Regions from separate parts of the Homo sapiens genome. Here region 1 is linked to region 2. The links are chromatin contacts, found by Hi-C or POLR2A ChIA-PET in ENCODE. All regions are on one chromosome and are shown on one strand. Each heading gives the region's core, a stretch centred on a gene start or an enhancer-like site at or near the end of the contact. The rest is flanking DNA. Distances are from core to core; before and after follow the strand shown.

Region 1 (3,719 bases), core at 386-2,885, 270 kb after region 2:
TTAAGGGCTTGAGTTGGGTTGGAGTGAAGCTTTTCTTTCAGGTAGGAGTTGTGCGTGCTTCTACCAGGTTCCTGGGGCACAACTTAGCATAGGACTACTTTAAGTTAAATTTAGGCTTGAGGTTTCTGGGACCATGCAGGTTGTATTAATTTGGACCTTTATTTATCTGAAGACTGGCCTGTGTTTACTTACAAATTATTAAAAGAAACTTCATTTTTCTCCTCCCTCAGAACCAAGACCAAGACACCCTTTTTCTTGCCTATTCCCTTTGAAGAGCAGATTTATATTTAACTCAGCCTTTAATTTTAGCTATAGCCCTTCCTGGCTTTACATGGGAGCTTTGGTTCTAACTCACCACCTTGCAGAGGCCCAAGGCTTCTGTGGCTGTAGAAACACATGCTATAGGTTATCAGAGGCAGAAGATAGCTGCCCTTAGGGCAGCAGAGAGTTTCAGCCTTGGTTACTCCTTTGGATTCATTCTCATGTTTTTAGTTTGGCCTCTCAGGATTTTACTTACTCTCTTGCAAGCTCAACCATAAATTTAAAAGGATTAAAAAGTATTTTTTATCCAATATTTCTGTTAGAGTAGTTTAACATGTTTTTTCTGCCCTAATTGCTGACTAAACTTTTTTTTTGGTACATGTCAGAGGCAAGCCGTGACTATCTAGGTATGGAAAGCATTTCTTAGTGATTGATTTGTGGCCATTCACAATATTGCCTAGGATCTGAGTATGTGTATACACTCAGCCTGTATCATGTTGAAAATTACTGTCAATAGAACAGACTAAAGTGATCTACATGTATTAAAGAAAACTATATATTTTCAAATTTCCTAATGTCAATAATATCCTTTTGATAATTCATTTTAATAAAAATAGTACAAGGTAGTTTGCAAATGATCAAGGAATGTTGTAAAGAAATTGACTTTTCTTCTTCAGTGTGCTTTATCTAGTAACTTTTTTTTTCCAGTTTACCAAGTACTGGACAGAATCAAATGGGGTGGAATCTAAATCATTAACTCCAGCCTTATGCAGAACACCTGCAAATAAATTAAAGAACAAAGAAAATGTATATACTCCTAAGTCTGCTGTAAAGAATGAAGAGTACTTTATGTTTCCTGAGCCAAAGACTCCAGTTAATAAGAACCAGCATAAGAGAGAAATACTCACTACGCCAAATCGTTACACTACACCCTCAAAAGGTATTTGCTAAGTGAATTAAGCAGTAAGAAGTTTCATTTTTCTTACCATGTTAAGTAAACATATAGCAGGTCAGAAATGACTAGCATTGCTTTCAGGAATTTCTAGGAGAAGTGAAGCTGTTTTTTATCATGTCATTTGCATTAGTTAAAATGAAAGCATATTTGTCAATTTCAATTTATTCTCAAATGATACCAAGTTTTTCCTCTTTTTCACGTTTATAAAATTGAATCATAGCATCCTAGGATATCAAAGCTGAAAGGCAAGTTAGAGCTCATTTAATCCAACTCCCTTTTTCACAGCTAAGAAACCTGAGACTCAGAAGGAGTGAAGTGATTTGCCCAAGGTCATATACCCAGGTTTAGACCTTTCATGCCCATTTACCCCGACTTATGACTCAAGCTGACGCCTCCGCTGAGCCTTTACTTATCTGGATCTCCAGTTGTGGTGTCTGGTCCTGTTCTGCCCTATGGTATTACTGCCTGTCCTCAGCAGGCAGGGTGAATCCATGATGCCCTTCCAGATATCTGTCTTTGTCCAGTTATCACAACTTCCTCATTTCCCTTGGTTTCCTCTTCAATTTAGTCATGAGCAGTTATTTAAACCATTTCCTTTATGATACTTCACTGTTTTGGTTGCTGGCCTCATCTGGACACATTCTATTTGATCAGACTGCCTCTTAGAATACAGTGCCTAGAACTAAACTGAGTTTTCTAGACTAGGTCTCACTAGGGTAGAGTGGTAAGTGTCATGACAGTAGAGACTCTCTGCCTTGTTTATTGCAGCATGGCATGGTCTGTAGTAGGGGCCATACCTGTCTGGTACATAGTACACAGTACTAGACCTGATGCCTAGTACATAATAGGGGCCATATTTATGTAATGAATTAATAAATTAGAGCCCAAAGGAATTTTATTTACAGTGATCCTGTTTATGTCACTTTAAAAAATGTTACCTAAACTTTATTAGCCTTTTTCCCCCCACCAATTGTGACCTTCTCAAGTTTCAAGATTCTAACAAACCTAAACTCTGGAGCATTGCCATGTGAACTGCTGGGAAACCACATCCTGCCATTGTGCTTCTAGTGTACTAATGGAGCTCATAGCCAGTTTGAGGGGTTAACTTCTTGTCTATAAAGATATTACGGAAGACTTTGCCAGAATATTTGCTAGAAGTCCCATTTTTATGTTAACGTCATTTTCCATTTCATCAACTCAAATAACACTTTCCGCCAAAATGTGAGGCCAGTTTGGTGTCCTGATGATGTCTGTGTTTGTGTGTGTGTGTGTGTGTGTGTGTGTGTGTGTGTGTGTGTGTGTGTGTGTGTGATGGTGTGTGTGTGGGGGGGTGCGGTGGCGCTGCCTGTGGTTGTTATGAGAATTCAGTGAGATAGCCTCTACCCTGCAATGGTAGCTGCTATTGCATTCTTTCCCAATGAAAGGGTCTCTTTCTGTTCTGTTGTTTCTCTTACTGTAAATACAGTACCCTTTGTGACTCATGAGATTGGGCAGGGAGATAAAACGGACCTCAGCTCACCTTAGCTCATTCAACGATCTTTTTTTTCCCCTTTTTTTCTTTTTTTTTTAATTTCTTTGAGTTGGAGTCTTGCTCTGTTGCCCAGGCTGGAGTGCAGTGGTGCGATCTCGGCTCACTGCAACCTCTGCCTCCTGGGTTCAAGCGATTCTCCTGCCTCAGCCTCCCTAGTAGCTGGGATTACAGGCGCCTGCTACCACGCTCAGCTAATTTTCGTATTTTTAGTGAAGACAGGGCTTCACCATATTGGTCAGGCTGGTCTCAAACTCCTGACCTCAGGTGATCTGCCCTCTTCAGCCTCCCAAATTTCTGGGATTATAGGCGTGGGCCATTGTGCCCGGCCCAGGGCTTTTTTATTTAAAAAAAATTTTAATGCCATAATCCCTTCCATTATTGACATTTTTTACTTTTTGTGTAACTCTGAAGGTTTTGCAATATGGGTAGTTTGGAATTTATTTTATAATCTTGAAATATTATCAGTTGACATATGTTGTCATGACGAGAAAGATTGTGTTGGTCAAAGCTATTATTGGTTGTTTCTTTTTAAACACGAGCCACTTAAGGAAGCAAGTGGCTGAAGCCATGATTGTTAGCTTCCACTGGCACTTTGCATTTTTCTTTCTTTTCTTTTTTCTCTTCTCTCCTCTTCTCTTCTCTTTTCTTCTTTTTTTTGAGACAGAGTTTCACTCTTGTTGCCCAGGCTGGAGTGCAGTGGCATGATCTTGCCTCACTGCAACCTTCGCCTCCCAGGTTCAAGAGATTCTCCTGCCTCAGCCTCCTGAGTAGCTGGGATTACAGGTGCGCACCACCATGCCCGGTTAATTTTTTGTATTTTTAGTAGAGATGGGGTTTCAACATGTTGGGCAGGCTGCTCTCGAAACTCTTGACCTCAGGTGATCCACCTGCCTCGGCCTCCCAAAGTGCTGGGATTACGGGGGTGAGCCCACCATGCCCAGACCTGCATTTTACTTTCATTGTGAGTTATTT
Region 2 (3,438 bases), core at 731-3,230:
GCAGGCTCCATGGCAAACACCTGTAGTCCTAGTTACTCAGGAGGCCAAGAAAGGAGGATCACCTGGGCCCAGAAGTTCGAGTCCAGAAGGGACAACATAGCAAAACCCGTTTCTGGAAAAACTAAAATTAAAAAAAAATTTTTTTAATGAAAGATGTAAGAGTTGGGAAGAGACTGTGTACATGACCCCTCTTCTTCATCTGTTTATTCTAAATTTCTCTCATTAATTTACTATATAGAGTTCAAGTATTAATGCTTTATCTCCTCTAGATAACGTCGTATTAATTAACGTTTGCTGATGAACTAGACAAGAACTATACTGTTCAAATCCATGTTTACAATCTGTTCGCTCTTTCCAGAGAAAAGGCTGTGAGTTAAGTAGAGTAAAATGGAAGTGAAAACTGTCTGACATGTTTTCTTAGCAGGAAAACCAAAACAAACACAACGCAACAATCAAGACTAATTAAGAACTACCTTTCCAGCAAGATGAATTACAAAATGGTGGTGGCCTAAACCAAACTAGAGGTAGTACAGAGAAATAGGTGGAATAAACTAGAAGACATAATCTTGACCAATAATCTTTCCATACTGAGCAAGTACCTAATCATTTCAGAAACTTTTATCATAAGAATTTCTCACCCACACTTTCCACTCACAGCCTCAAAAAAAGAAAGTGAGCACAAACAGAAACAGCCTAGGAATGTAACATGAATTAAAAGCCTCATCCAATGCTGTTGGCAGAGAGACAACAGATCTACACTCTACATTATGATGCTAACAGTCAGTTATGTCTGACTATGCCATCTTGTTTACTCTTCATCAAAAATTAGGTTATTTTAGTAGAGAAAATTCTCCTCAATATTCACCCAGAGTAATACTTGACAATTTAACTATAAAAACAAGATGGGCATATAAAGCCCAACAAGTATGGAAATACGAACTACCTTCTAGAATCACAGACGAAGTCAGAGGTGGAAAACCCACAGATTATTTAAGTCCAACTTTTTTTATATTTTACAGATGAGAGCCTGAGGCCCACATGACGAGTCTGTGGCAGAACTTATTCAACTATAGGCGCTAAGGCCTTCAAATCTCTTAGAAATAAGTCTTACAGAAATATCATAAAAATCAACTTAAAATTGAATGAACAATGTATGATTAGCAGGTTTGCAAAAGGTGAAATATACCATATTATAAATATATATAATATATTATATAATACCATATTATAAATAAATATATTATAAATATATATTTATAAACCCCAGAGAAAGGAGTATCTGAAGTGACACAATTCCCAGGTAAACTTCCAGTCAGAAATTTCATCTTTTTATTCCAAGTGTGTCCCAGCTTCCCACACCTGATCTGACATCTATATGTATGTGGTTTCGTATTATCTCTACAAAAGTTCTATTTCTTCCATTAGACGGTGTTCCCTGAAGATAGGAACAATTTTACTTCGATTCCAACTGTCCCTATAAAAGGGAATTTTTTTTAAAGCCTACATACAAGGTTTGTTTGCTATTGAAAAAAATTTACGGTAAATTTTCAAGTATAACAACACTCGCAATCAAGGCCAAACAGAATACAGCAGACTTGCAACTCTAAGGTAACAACTGTATTATGAGCTTTGTATACATTTAAGTTTTCATACGTTAAGTCCACCGCTTAAGAAAAAAGAAATGGCAATTCATATAATGGTGGCAATAATTACATGTGTGTGTTTCTACTTACGGTAGAATTAGCATACCCAACTTTTACTGAATAATAGCATATATCATTTTTGCAACACAAAGAAAAATACTTTACCTTACAAGCCATACAGACGTAAACAAAAACTTTATTTCTTTTTGGACCTCAATAACCTGAAACACTCCCGTTTCAAAAACCAACCTCTCTCACGCTTCAACCCTGAAAGGAAGAACTTGCATCCCCTGAGAACAAAACGCAGCCTATCCAGAAACCCACGGAAGCAGAAGGACGCCAGAGAGGACCCTTTCGACCGGGTTCCGCGTTCTCCTGGGTGACATCATTTCACCTGCGTCTCGGCAAAAAGGGAGGGAGCGAGAGAGCGAGGCCATCTGCCGGGCAGCGGGCCGGCGGCTCCGCGAGCTGAGACCGCGCCTCCTCGCCACCGCGGGAACAAAGAGCGCCGGGCGGCCGAGGCAAACCTTAGCCCAAGACTCGGGCGCGGCCCCGCAGGCTCTCAACGGCCCGCAGCCCGTCCCGCCCTCGCGCTGCAGCCAACGGCCGCGGCGGCCAGTACCTGCGAGGGGAGGCTCCGCCCTGCCGGGCAGCTCCCGCGGATCCTCGCTGGGCCGCCGCCTCCTATTGTGACTGCTCGCCCAGCCCGCGGCCAGCTCGCCAGATCCGCCGTCCGCGGGCCTCCTCACCCCCGGAACCCCGGCTCCAACTTAGGCACTGTCACTGCGCTTCCTTCCTCCCGGCACCATCACACGGGCCGCGCCAGGAAACGACGGCTGCACGCCCAGAGATGACAGAGTCGCCTAACGCCTCGGAGGCTCCATCCTCTCCGCCCCCACGCCCCAACCGACCGGGCCTCGGCCCCGTCCCGCAACACCGCACTAGGGGCCCGGCCCGGCCACGCCCCTCCCCGCCCCGCCGCGCCCCGCCGCACCCCGCCTCACCCCGCCTCGGCGATCACAGACCCGGGCTCCCTATGCGCCGGCGCACTGGCCTCCGCTGCGCGCGCAGGCGACTCCCCTCGCCGCTAGGCCGCGACACGCGCGGTCCTCCCACTTCTTGGGTCCGGGTCGCCCGTCCCACCCCGTCCCCTCGCCAGCACAAACCTAGCGAGCCCAGCGCGCCAGACCACCGGAGCGCTCCTCCCTTTTCCCCCAGGCTCCGCACCGCGCGCCGAACCCCCTTTGTTTCCACCCCGAGGGGGAAGGGGGCGGGGCGGGGCGGGGCGGGGCTGCGCGCGGCCCGGCGCACGACTCGGACCAGTTCCGGCAACAGAGCTCCGCGCGCAGCACCACTGCGCAGCCCCGCCCCAGCCCGCCCCCCGCTGCCCTGCGGACCGCAGGGCCCTGTTCCAATTCCTATAGATTTTCTCTTAGTAAATTGTTGCTACTGTTCCGTGCCTCCTACCTACAAAACTCCGCAATCAAACAGTAACTGACCTCACGTAGTTCTTACAGCATAAATGCATTCACGTGGCCCGAAAAGTAAGAATTTTTATTGCAGTACACAAAGGTGTCTCTCAATGCAGCAAGCCAACAGGTTCGAACCCAACTTGTCCGAGGCTTCCTTAAGTGTGACAGTTGCTCAGATGTCGCTTGGGGAGGGGAAATAAGAACAAAGATTGAAGCCGGCTTGGCTCCTGTCCTGATAATCACGATACAAGAGAGAAAATAAAAATTTCCACAAAAGCACAATCCATACAAGGAAAAAATAGTAAAGTGGTATCAGACTTAAG

What was found. A loop is a pair of places that touch in the nucleus more often than their neighbours do. ChIA-PET counts read pairs that join two places held with the same protein, here RNA polymerase II (POLR2A). Pooled maps may share reads with other maps.
Region 1: a pooled map shows a loop between it and region 2 (2.3-fold over the local background). The contact joins the enhancer-like site here to the promoter of RNF38 in region 2. A Hi-C loop is called at or near these places in 3 of 50 pooled maps. POLR2A ChIA-PET finds 5 or more read pairs at or near these places in 3 of 52 experiments (CD4-positive, alpha-beta T cell, H1 and activated T-cell).

The regions. Positions count from the first base shown.
Region 1 is chr9:36,664,381-36,668,099 of GRCh38, forward strand. It overlaps MELK (maternal embryonic leucine zipper kinase), which reads left to right. Exons shown (of 18, transcript NM_014791.4): 14 at 970-1,201. Among named protein-coding and RNA genes, the nearest start is that of MELK, 93 kb to the left of the region's middle. RefSeq lists an enhancer at 1,684-1,783. Within about 2 kb of position 1,636, at least 3 of the 41 ENCODE cell types and tissues checked have a DNase peak (open chromatin) inside an H3K27ac peak, as active enhancers do.
Region 2 is chr9:36,398,289-36,401,726 of GRCh38, forward strand. It overlaps RNF38 (ring finger protein 38), which reads right to left and starts at 1,981. Exons shown (of 12, transcript NM_022781.5): 1 at 1,809-1,981. The coding sequence starts at 1,820. LOC124902152 (a long non-coding RNA gene) reads right to left here. Exons shown (of 2, transcript XR_007061475.1): 2 at 3,177-3,297. RefSeq lists an enhancer at 1,941-2,010 and silencers at 2,221-2,550, 2,581-3,040.